Linked DNA regions of Homo sapiens: region 1 is linked to region 2. The links are chromatin loops, found by intact Hi-C in ENCODE. Cell type or tissue: OCI-LY7. All regions are shown on one strand. Region 1 overlaps PREX1 (phosphatidylinositol-3,4,5-trisphosphate dependent Rac exchange factor 1). Region 2 overlaps PREX1 (phosphatidylinositol-3,4,5-trisphosphate dependent Rac exchange factor 1).

The links. Hi-C counts contacts between places; a loop is a spot of excess contacts. Peaks named below come from ENCODE experiments on the same cell type or tissue, not always from the same donor. Only the 100,000 strongest peaks of a DNase experiment are listed, where the experiment ranks them.
Region 1: it touches region 2 in a loop (2.7-fold over the local background); 31 of 110 quality-filtered maps call a loop at or near these places.

Annotation. Positions count from the first base shown.
Region 1 is chr20:48,749,994-48,754,993 of GRCh38, forward strand. All of the region lies in intron 1 of PREX1 (phosphatidylinositol-3,4,5-trisphosphate dependent Rac exchange factor 1), which reads right to left. Among named protein-coding and RNA genes, the nearest start is that of PREX1, 76 kb to the right of the region's middle. RefSeq lists enhancers at 1-28, 1,631-1,760. In OCI-LY7, no CTCF peak of the experiment used is centred here; DNase peaks (open chromatin) are centred at 1,378, 2,098 and 3,048; H3K4me3 peaks cover 1,280 bases; H3K27ac peaks cover 2,064 bases.
Region 2 is chr20:48,819,734-48,824,733 of GRCh38, forward strand. The region is part of intron 1 of PREX1 (phosphatidylinositol-3,4,5-trisphosphate dependent Rac exchange factor 1); the gene reads right to left. Among named protein-coding and RNA genes, the nearest start is that of PREX1, 5.8 kb to the right of the region's middle. RefSeq lists enhancers at 1-724, 4,084-4,133, 4,424-4,513. In OCI-LY7, no CTCF peak of the experiment used is centred here; DNase peaks (open chromatin) are centred at 828, 1,068, 1,668, 1,958 and 2 weaker places; H3K4me3 peaks cover 4,612 bases; H3K27ac peaks cover 5,000 bases.

The DNA of each region.
Region 1 (5,000 bases), 70 kb before region 2:
TGTCTCCACCTGGATGTCCAAACTCAGCCTGTCCAACACTTAATTAATGACCTTTCCCAAACTCACACCGAACTCTTCCCCACTTAATGGCACCTCTGTCTTTCAAGGGCTCTAGCCAAAACCCACTAGCCGTCCTCAGCCCCTCTCCTCTGACACTCCATTTCCAATACATCAGCAAATGTTACCAGCTTTACCTGAATACTACAACCACTGGTCCCCATCTCCACAGCCACCACCCCCCCAGTCCAAGCCATCATCATCTCCTGCCTGGACTAACACAGCCATTTCCCTCCTGGTCCCCTTCACCCTCCCAAAAGTCTGTTCTCTACACACACAGCCAGGGAGATCCCTTTAAATATGTACAGGAGATCAGTCAATCCATGCCTTTAAAATCTCCATGGCTTCCCACTGCACTTAAAATCCAAATCTTTCCATGGTCCCCATGATCTTGTCCTTGTTAATCTCTCTGATCTCATCTTCCAGTACTTCATCCTCCCACACACCTCAATATAAATAATCTTCAGCCACACTCTCATTCTAGATTCTATCCACCTGCCAAATACACTCCTGCCTCAGGACCTTTGCATATGCTGTTCCTGCTTGCAAGATGTTCTCCCCCATTCTGCCCTGAGCAGCCTCCTCATCCATCCGGCCTTAGTTCAAATGTCACCTCCGCCAAGAGGCCCTCCTCTTCTTAATGCAAACTCCTATCTTCCCATCTTGCGTTAGGAGCTCATTTGACAGATGAGGAAACTGAGGTTAAGCAATCTATACAAGCTCCTAAGGGAAAGGCCAGGATAAGCAGGGATCATGGCTGGGATGAAACCATAACCCCCAATCCAACATCAGAGGCCAGGTTTGGAAACTGGTGAGTCTGAGTTTCAACCATGGGTCCTTCCTGCTGTGTGACCTCAGGAAAGTGCACTAGCCTCTCTAAGTCTTCATTTACTCTTCCCAGTGGAATCATAGGAATACAGCACCTTTTAGAATGTCATGGGATAAAGTGAATGGAAGCTCCCTGAAGGCAGGGACCCTGCCTGTCTTGTTCACAGCTACGTCTTCAGGGCCAAATGTAGTGCTCAGCAAATAGCAGGTGCTTGAAAATCAAAGGAAGGTTTGGAATGCGCCTGGCACAGTGCCTGACCCATGCCGGAGACCTCGACTCAGGCTCCTTGGAAGTCTGTGGATCCTGTTTTTGAAACGACAATGAGCGGAGGGGACAGGGACTGGGGTTCCTAGAGGATGTTTTAACAGGGCCTGGGATACTGACAGGAAGTCAAGCTCCAGCCTCCCCAGACTAGAGGGAGACAAAGGCAGCCTCACCCAGCACAGCCAGGGAGGGCAGGAAGCTGGGAGTGCCGCACTCCGCTGGCCTAGATTGGGGCTTCCTGTCCTGGTTTCTTCACACGAGCTCTGCCACCGCTATTGTGCTGCAACAATGGGAGGCTCGGGCCACCCACTGAGGAACTGCAAACAAGCCGGTGTGAAGGCCACAATGGGCAGCTCGTGACCCGGAAAGAATGGGCAGCAGAGGCTCTGGGACCAGCCCTCCTGCTGCCCAAGGCACGACTGGCTTTTCCAGGCAGCACGGCGTCCCCTGCACTGGCAGGATGGTGAAAGGGACCCTCCAGGGCGACTCTTCCTTTGTCCAAGGCTTGACAGCTTTGAAACACTCAGGTCAAAAGCAGCTCTCATCTCCGAAGCCTCCCTTAGACACAATACTGTTCTCAGGATTTCCAGGGCTGCCTGAGAAACTCCTCCAGCCTCGGAAGCTTTGCCCATGCCTGGACCACTTGTCCTCACATCTGCCCAAGTCCTCCTCTTCATTTTATGAATGTGATGATGAAATACGTCAGGGATACAGAAAAGAATAGAGAGAAACAACAAACACCCACAAACTCATCACTACCCAGCTTTGGCAAATCTTAATACTACACCGAATTTGCTTGAAACCATTTGCAAAAAGAAATTCAACAAGTCTAGGGGAGGCACAGACTGGAAACGGGATGAGGAGGCTCTTGGGGGTGCTGGAAATGTTCTATATCTTGATCTGAGCAGTGGAGACACAGGTCACTGCATATGCAAAGCCCCAGCAGTATGCACTCGAGATTAGTTCAGTTTACCCACAGTACCATGCAAATATCAAACCTCCATGTATTAAGTAGAAAAGGCAGAAAGGAATCATTACAGAGAGAGGTGAGCCACTGGGCACCTTCTCTCCCTGCAAGGTACTTGGAGCTGGTGCTCCTCATTCCCACGCATGCCTCTGCCCACTTACCAAGCTGTGTGCATCTATAAGCAAGAGAGAATATTGTTTTGCATGTTCACAACATTTTTATAAGTAGCATGCTTTCAGCAACTTGATTTTCTCACTCAACATCATGTCTTCCACATTTACCCATGTTGATATGTACACTGGGCAACATCTGCTATCCAGACCCCACCCTTACCCCACACCACATCGAGCTGCCAGCACCTGCATCTCTTGGCCTGAAGACCCCGCTCTCATGTGCAGGGCAGGCCAGAGGTGCGGAAGAAGTAAGACTGCCTGGGAGCAGCCCTCAGTGATGGCCAGCAGGACCTGGCATGAAAAGACAGATGAGGAAACTGAGGCACTCGATGGACACTATCTCCCCGAGTGCCTTGATGGATTCAGCTCCGGTGGCCCCCATGGTAACCCGCTTGATGACACACCTTTCTTGGCTGCCTTCTCCTCCCTGCCTCACTCCCCCACTCTCCTATTGATGCTTCCTGGGGTGACCTCCCAAGTATGCTACTTGCCCTTGAATCAGTCTCGGGTCATGTTCTTTGGGGAATCCACAATAAGACAGACCTCAAGTTGTTCATTTCATTGCTTACTAGTCAAAATCACAGCATGAAGTAACCACTGCCATGCTGCAGACACTTGTTTCAAACATCCTTACTGTAAACAATGGCACTCAGGTGTAAGTTCTTTCAGCTGTATACTCTCGTCGACTGGGGTATGGGTATACAAGTTCCTCTAGGTGATGCACATGTTTCCTCGAGCCCAGGCGTTCAAGTTCCTCTAAATGTATATCCAGGTCTTCTGGGGCATAAGAGAAGGACCAGAGAGACTGTTTACTCAGCTCCCAGCCTGAGTGTTTCCAGGGTCCCCAGAGCTCTAGACTGAGCAGGAAGCCACATCATAATTGATTAGTGATGTCTGCCATGGATGTGGCAGGGAGAGGGTTAGAAGGATGATGAGTTTGCCATCTCCAACAAGCTCCCACTTAATGGAGATACCAAGAGTATGAGACACTGGTCTGAGGTCAAACAGCAAACTGGTGACAAAACACAGATTAGAACCAGGTCTCCCGATGCCAGGCCAGGTCTCACCTGTCGCCCTAACCTGAGCCCAGTGGTTCTCAACTTGGGGGTGATTTTACCCCCTAGAAGACATGTGCCAATGTCTAGAGACATTTTGGGTTGTCACAACTGAGGACAGGGGTGCTCCTGGCATCTAGTGTGTAGAGGCCAGGGATGCTGCGAAACACCCTACAGTGCACAGGACAACCCCACAAAGACACAGCTGACCGCAAACAACAGTGACAAGGTCAAGAAATCCTTGCCTCAGAAAAGGCTCTAATTAAAACCTAGAAAAAAATCCAACCTCTTCCACCGCCCAAATACTGTCTAATGCGGGCTCTTCTCACCCCACTGGCTCAGCTGCAGGTACACTGGTCTCCTTTTTGTTTCTTGAACACACCAGGCCCCCAGCATCCAGGCCTTCGCACGTGCTGTTCTTTGCCTACAGAGCTTTTCCCAAGACATTCAATTGGCAGGAGAGGTCCCTCCTCTCACAGGCCACCCCTGGACCCATATAAGAGAGGATCTCACCCACTACATAGCCACCTGAACCCTGTTACCCTTCACAGACGTCTCCGCTATTGGCTGTGCTCTTATCAATTAAGTATGGATAGGTTTGATCATTCAGTATCATCTCCCTCACTAAAGTATCAGCTCCCTCAGGGCAGAAGTCAATTTCCTTGGCCGTCTACGCAGCGCCTGGGACAGAGGCTGGCACACAGCAGGTGCTCAAGAGAGACTGGTATGTGGAGAAAGGATGGGAGAGACAGGGAGAAACTGAGAACAGGCTCCAGAAAGTAAGCTGATATCGAGCTGGGAGAGGCAACTAGAATAAGAACACCTTTTTAACTCACTAACTACACCTTTAGGCCTCATTATGTGCAGGTGCTGCTCTAGGTGTTTTAATCCTCAAACTCGAGGAGGCAGGCATTGTTATTACTATGTCCATTCTACAGAAGAGCCTAAGGCCCAGCGCAGTAAAGACCTTATTTAAAGCCACACGGCTGGCAAGTGAAGGAGCTGGGCCTTAAACCCAGACAGTCTCCATCACGCGCCATCAGTGAGTGACTGTGGACAATGAACCGCATCAGCCTTTAAAACAGGTAGCAGCTGCCCTTAGGGGTGCCCCTGGGGAGCTGCCATCTGCCTGGAACCCATGGCTGCTGTTGCCTGGGGAGGATAAATCTCTCCCTGGAGATAAAAAGGACAGAAAGAGGCCTTGAAGTCACTCCCTGAGACTGATGCCGGCAACCTGATCTGCTTGGGGAGGGGGCCCGACTGCCCCCAAGGACACCTCTGCCGTGGCTGGGGTGACCTCACCAGACATATGGTGAAACTTGAGAGGGCCAGGGTATGGGCTGGGAGCAAAGGGAAGCGATGAGTGGGGGTGGGTGGGGGGAGCTCCAGAACACAGCCAAGACAAAAGGGGGTGCCCTGAGGACCCCATCCCCAACATGATCTGGGTGGCGGGGAGTCGGAAGCACAGTGTCATGGAACAGCAAGGGCCTTGGAATCTGAGCGATGATAATAAAATCGCTATAACAGCAGAAGGGGGCTTACACAGCCTGCTGCAAGCCGCCCCACACAGCCCAGAGTCTGGGGAGCTCCCCAATTGCCCAATGACCCCTTCAAATGCCCAAATCCTATGCTCCATCCATCCAAGTTCTGGGTAT
Region 2 (5,000 bases):
TTTTGCGGTGTCTGAAGATTCCCTGAGGGCAGAGACCTTGTCTGTCTTGTTCCAGCCACATGCCAGCACCTAGCACAGTGCCTGGCACACAGTGGGTGCTGAATGGCCATTTATTGAATGAATAAGTCGATTAGTGGATGAAAGCATCAACTGCCCACACCCTGACCCCGGCCTCGCTCCTCCTGAGAGATGCACAGAAGCCACCCACCCTCCCAGCAAGGGGGGAAGCACAAGACCCTGGGTCCTGACGGCCAATGGCCACCTGCCTGCACCAGCTTTCAGTGGCCCCAGTCCCGCCAGCCTGAAATAGTCTCGCCTCCCCTGGCCCAGAATCAAGGGATCGTCTGTCAGTTCCATCCTGGGGAAGGAATCAGGCGGGTAAACACAGATTGAGTGTCTGACCACAAGACAAAAGAAGAGCAGACAGATTCCCTTCTGGTCCTCAAGGAGCCAAGAAAATAAAAATAAGCTCAAAAATCTACACAGGGCTGGAAGGCTGGAGGGCTCTGCTTCTTCCTTGGGACTTCCTCCGGGAGGAGGGGTGAGCCCGCACACAGTCACTGTACTCCCCAGAGTAACCCTAGGAGTGCTGGGGTCATCCCCATTTTGCAGATGGGGAAACCAGGACTCAGAGAGGCAAAGCAACATCCCCAAGGTCACACAGGGGAAGAGCTGGGATCTGAACCCAGGCAAGGTGGCTCGAGAGTCTGTGCTCTAAACCATGAACCGCAAGAGAGGGAGCCTCCCAGACACTCTGCTGGGTGAAAAGGGCAAACCGTATTATGCTACTTACATAAACACATCAATCTCACGTATTTCCACACAGGCATGCTAATGCCCCCACACGATCTGAGAGCACAGGTGGTAGTCAAAGGAGCTTTTAGCCCAGTGGTTCTCAACTGGGGGCTATTTTTCACACCCAACCACCTCTAGTGGATACCTGGAATATCTGGAGACATCTGTGGTTGTCACAACTGGGGAAGAGGGGTCCTACTGGCATCTGGTAGGTAGAGGCCAGCGATGCTGCTAAACATCTTACAATGCACAGGACAGCACCCCCACAGCAAAGAATGGTCCAGCCCCGTATGTCGACAGTGCTGAAGGCTGAGAGACTAGTGGGATTTGCTCCAGACCAACGCTAGGGCCAGAAATGACCCCGTGAAACCTCTTCAAGAGGGACTTTTGGCCGGGCATGGTGGCTCACGCCTATAATCCCAGCACTGTGGGAGGCCAAGGCGGGCAGAACACTTGAGGTCAGGAGTTCAATACCAGCCTGGTCAACATGGTGAAACCCTGTCTCTACTAAAAAAATACAAAAAGTAGCCGGGCATGGTGGCACGTGCCTGTAGTCCCAGCTATTCGGGAGGATGAGGCAAGAGAATCGCTTGAACCCGGGAGGCAGAGGTTGAAGTGAGCCAAGATCACGCCACTGCACTCCAGACTGGGCGACAGTACAAGACTCCATCTTAAAAAAAAACGGGGGGATTTTTGATCCTGGCTAAAACACAGATCCCCAGAAAAGGATGTGGGCCACCAAGCTCTCTTCCCAGGTATCTGGGGATGGAACTCTAACAAACTGAGTGGCTACTGCCCTTAACTGGTGCTCACCTCCCCTCTGGGGACGCAATTTATGTCACCTGCAAAACAAGGAGATTCAGACCGAATGACCCACCTGGCTTCTGTTCAAGATCTCCGAAACGCAGGGCAGGAATCAGCTCCGACCTGGCCCCATGTCTGGGGAATGATGCTGTGGGACACAGCACACAGGTTTGAGGGGCAGCCCACCCTATCACCCACCTCCCTCCAGTATTCTAGCCAGCATGCCTGTGTCTGTTGGAAAAAAAGAAAAGCCCCAAAAATCTGGAGAGGTCAGGTTCTCCTGCAGCCAGGCATGACCTGCTTCAAACACTTAAACTCTTGCAAAACCTTTAAGGGAGAGCGGCTGTGAAGCAAATAGGATGTGGGTTTCTTTATTAAAGGGAGTGGCCCCAAGCCCAACAGGTCTTCAGCTCTCTGGCCTGATAAAGGAGTATCTTTCTCTCCAAGAAAGGGGTGCCCTGAAGTCTCAAAAGCCAGAGACACCAACCCCATTCGCGTCTTCTTAAAGTGACAGTTAAATTGCTACCAGGGCAAACACCAGAATAAAAGTAGGTAGGCTTCCAGAAGGTTTGTCTGAAGAATGAGTTGTAGAATCCCCACAGGGTTGTCCTTCTTATAAGGACAACGACCTGTTGATGACTTCATTCTCGTGGCCCAGAACACTGCCCAGGATATACAGCAGATGCTCCATAAATACCTGCACACAGAGAAAAGCAGTCTCATATCTTCATGGTTTTATCTGTACAGAGCTCTCTGTCTGCCATACATTAAAAAAAATGTAACCCATCTAAATCCTGCTGACACTCAGTTTTTACCATCAAAAGATTTTCACTGACTTCCTGATGATGATGAGCCCAACACAAGGTGGCCTGTTCCAGGCTCTCCGGCATCTGAAAACTGAAATAAGGTGGACTTTTTGACTTAATTCTTGCCCACCTGGGCAGCCCAGAGGTCTCACAGGGGCAGTAATTTTGCTCATGAACACAGCCTCATTTTGGTGCAATTCAGGATAGTGGTGAAGAATGTGGGCCATGCAGCCGCATTACCTGGGTCCAAGTGCCAGTTCTGTCAGGCTGTGTGACCTTGGGAAACTGACTTGGCCTCTCTGTGTCTTTGTTTCATTTGTAAAACAGGAAGCATAAGAATACCTGCAACTTTTGAGTTAATGCTTAAGGAACTTATAAACAGGGCTTGCAAGTATATAAATATTAGCAAATTGTTACCATTATTACTGTTGCATTAATCTAATAACCATGTTGAAAATACAATTCTTCCTGTCGGCTTCTTAAAAAATATATTCGCATACATATGCATAATTTTATATGAAAAGGGTATTATAAACAGGATTTTACTTCCTTATCTTCCTGGTTGCCTTTCTGTAAAAGATACACATCCTTCCATCCTTTTCTCCAACCTAATGTCACCTTATACATATAACACACGTGTATATTATGGTTATTGTTTATTTTCCAAAAGAACTGTGTTACATATACCTCTCAGCATCCTACTTTTCATATGAGGACCACGTGAAAATCCCCCCAAGTTACTGGGGAGGTCCCTCTGCCTCAATGACTGTGAAATCAAAGACCTGCCCCCACCCCAACCACCCGTGGCATTTCTCCCTAGTGTGAGACTAGGAGTACAGAATCTTTTAAAACAGAAAAAAAAATAGTGACAACAAAAAACCACAGTTTCTTGTTTGGCAAGCGGAGCTCCAATGAGAAGAAAAACTTTTGTCTCCTCCCTCCAAAAAGCAGAACCACAGAAAGCATTCTGGGAGCTTTCTGCCCACAATCCCTGTTCCTCAGAGACTCCCATCCTGGTCGGTTCCGGGCAGACCCTCTGTGTCTCTATAGCTCTCTGTCCTCAGCCACGGGGAGACCTTCGAGGAGCTGCTGACCAACTCCCACCCACCGGCCTCTCTGCCCACCCACCCAGGCCCTCTCTTCTCTTTCGACCACTGCCCAGCTGACACACCCCATCATGGGAGTTACTGGCACCTGCCCCTGAGGTGCCTCCCCTTGGCAGGTGGGCCCAAGGTCTACTCAGCCTCCTCTAGGGGAGTGGGGGGCAAGCTTCACCACATCCCTGTGACGCAGGTGCTACACTGTGCCCGTTGGACAGATGTGGAAACTGAGGCACAGAGCAAGTCAGTGATCAGCCCAAGGTCACCTACAGTCCAAGTGGAAGAAGCCTGGATTTGAACACCAGCAGCATGACTCCAGAGCCTCACTCAACCCTCGTGCCATGAACAGACCCGGAGCCCAGAGCAAGAACTCGGCAGCCTGCCATTTCTATCCGTCCACAGTTCTTCCCATTCTGTGGAGAAAAGAATGGGAGTCACAGAGGGCAAGTAACAGGAGGAAGCGCAGGCGGAGGTGAAACATCACACAGACCTGGGTTCAAATCCCAGTTCTGCCACCTTAATAAATCATGTGCCAAGCCCTTCTTGGATCAGCCAAAGGCGGTCTATCAAGTGGCTGGGGACATGAGTTGTGGGGTCAGGCAGCCTAGGATCAAATCCTGGCAATGCTGTCCACCTGACCCAGAGCAGCTCACTTAGATTCACTTTGCCTCAGTTTCCTCACCTCTCAATGGGGATAAAAACAGCATCCCCTTCATAAAGAAAATTAAATGAGTTGACACATGCAAAGTGCTTAGAATGGCAAGTGATGAATCAAAGTCAGTTCCTGCACAGCAATGACTGTCATTGTTTTCATCATGACTAACGCTGCCCAGAGCACACGGGGAGTACCCCACATAGCCAGGGCCTCGAAATGATTCGAGCCAAGGTTCTGAGTCAAAACCCCAGGCACTGTTTCCCCCAAGACCGATCCAGCATCTCTGTGAAAGGGCTGTCCTTGCCTTTTCATGATTATTTAATAAACACACGCAAAACACCAAACTCAGAGGACTCCCTGGAGATGAGGGAGGGAGTGCAACCCAGTTCCTGAAGGAGATGGGGAAAGATGGGAAGATTCTCAAGGAACCACAAAGCCCTCGGCCTGGAACCAAACAAAACCACTGGTTCCTGTGGCCGGAGTTTAGGGTGTCAAAAGGAAACTCACTCAGAGCCCCCATCCTCCTCTCAGTGCTGACTTAACTCAGACCTCACTTCCTCCAGGAAGCCCTCTCTGATCACCCCTGCTCTCTGGATGCTGAAGTCCCACAACCCTAATTATCTGTATTATTTAATTTTCCTACAACAACAATAATAACCAATATTTATATACCTTACTGCCAGACACTGTTCTAAGTGCTTTACATCAATTTCTATAACTCACTTATCTTCTTTAAAAACCTATAAAATAGGACCTATTAACATCCCTCTTTTTACAAATAAGGCTCAAACAGGTTAAGGTGTTTGCCCAAGGTCACAAGTCCAAGGATTTAACCTCAAG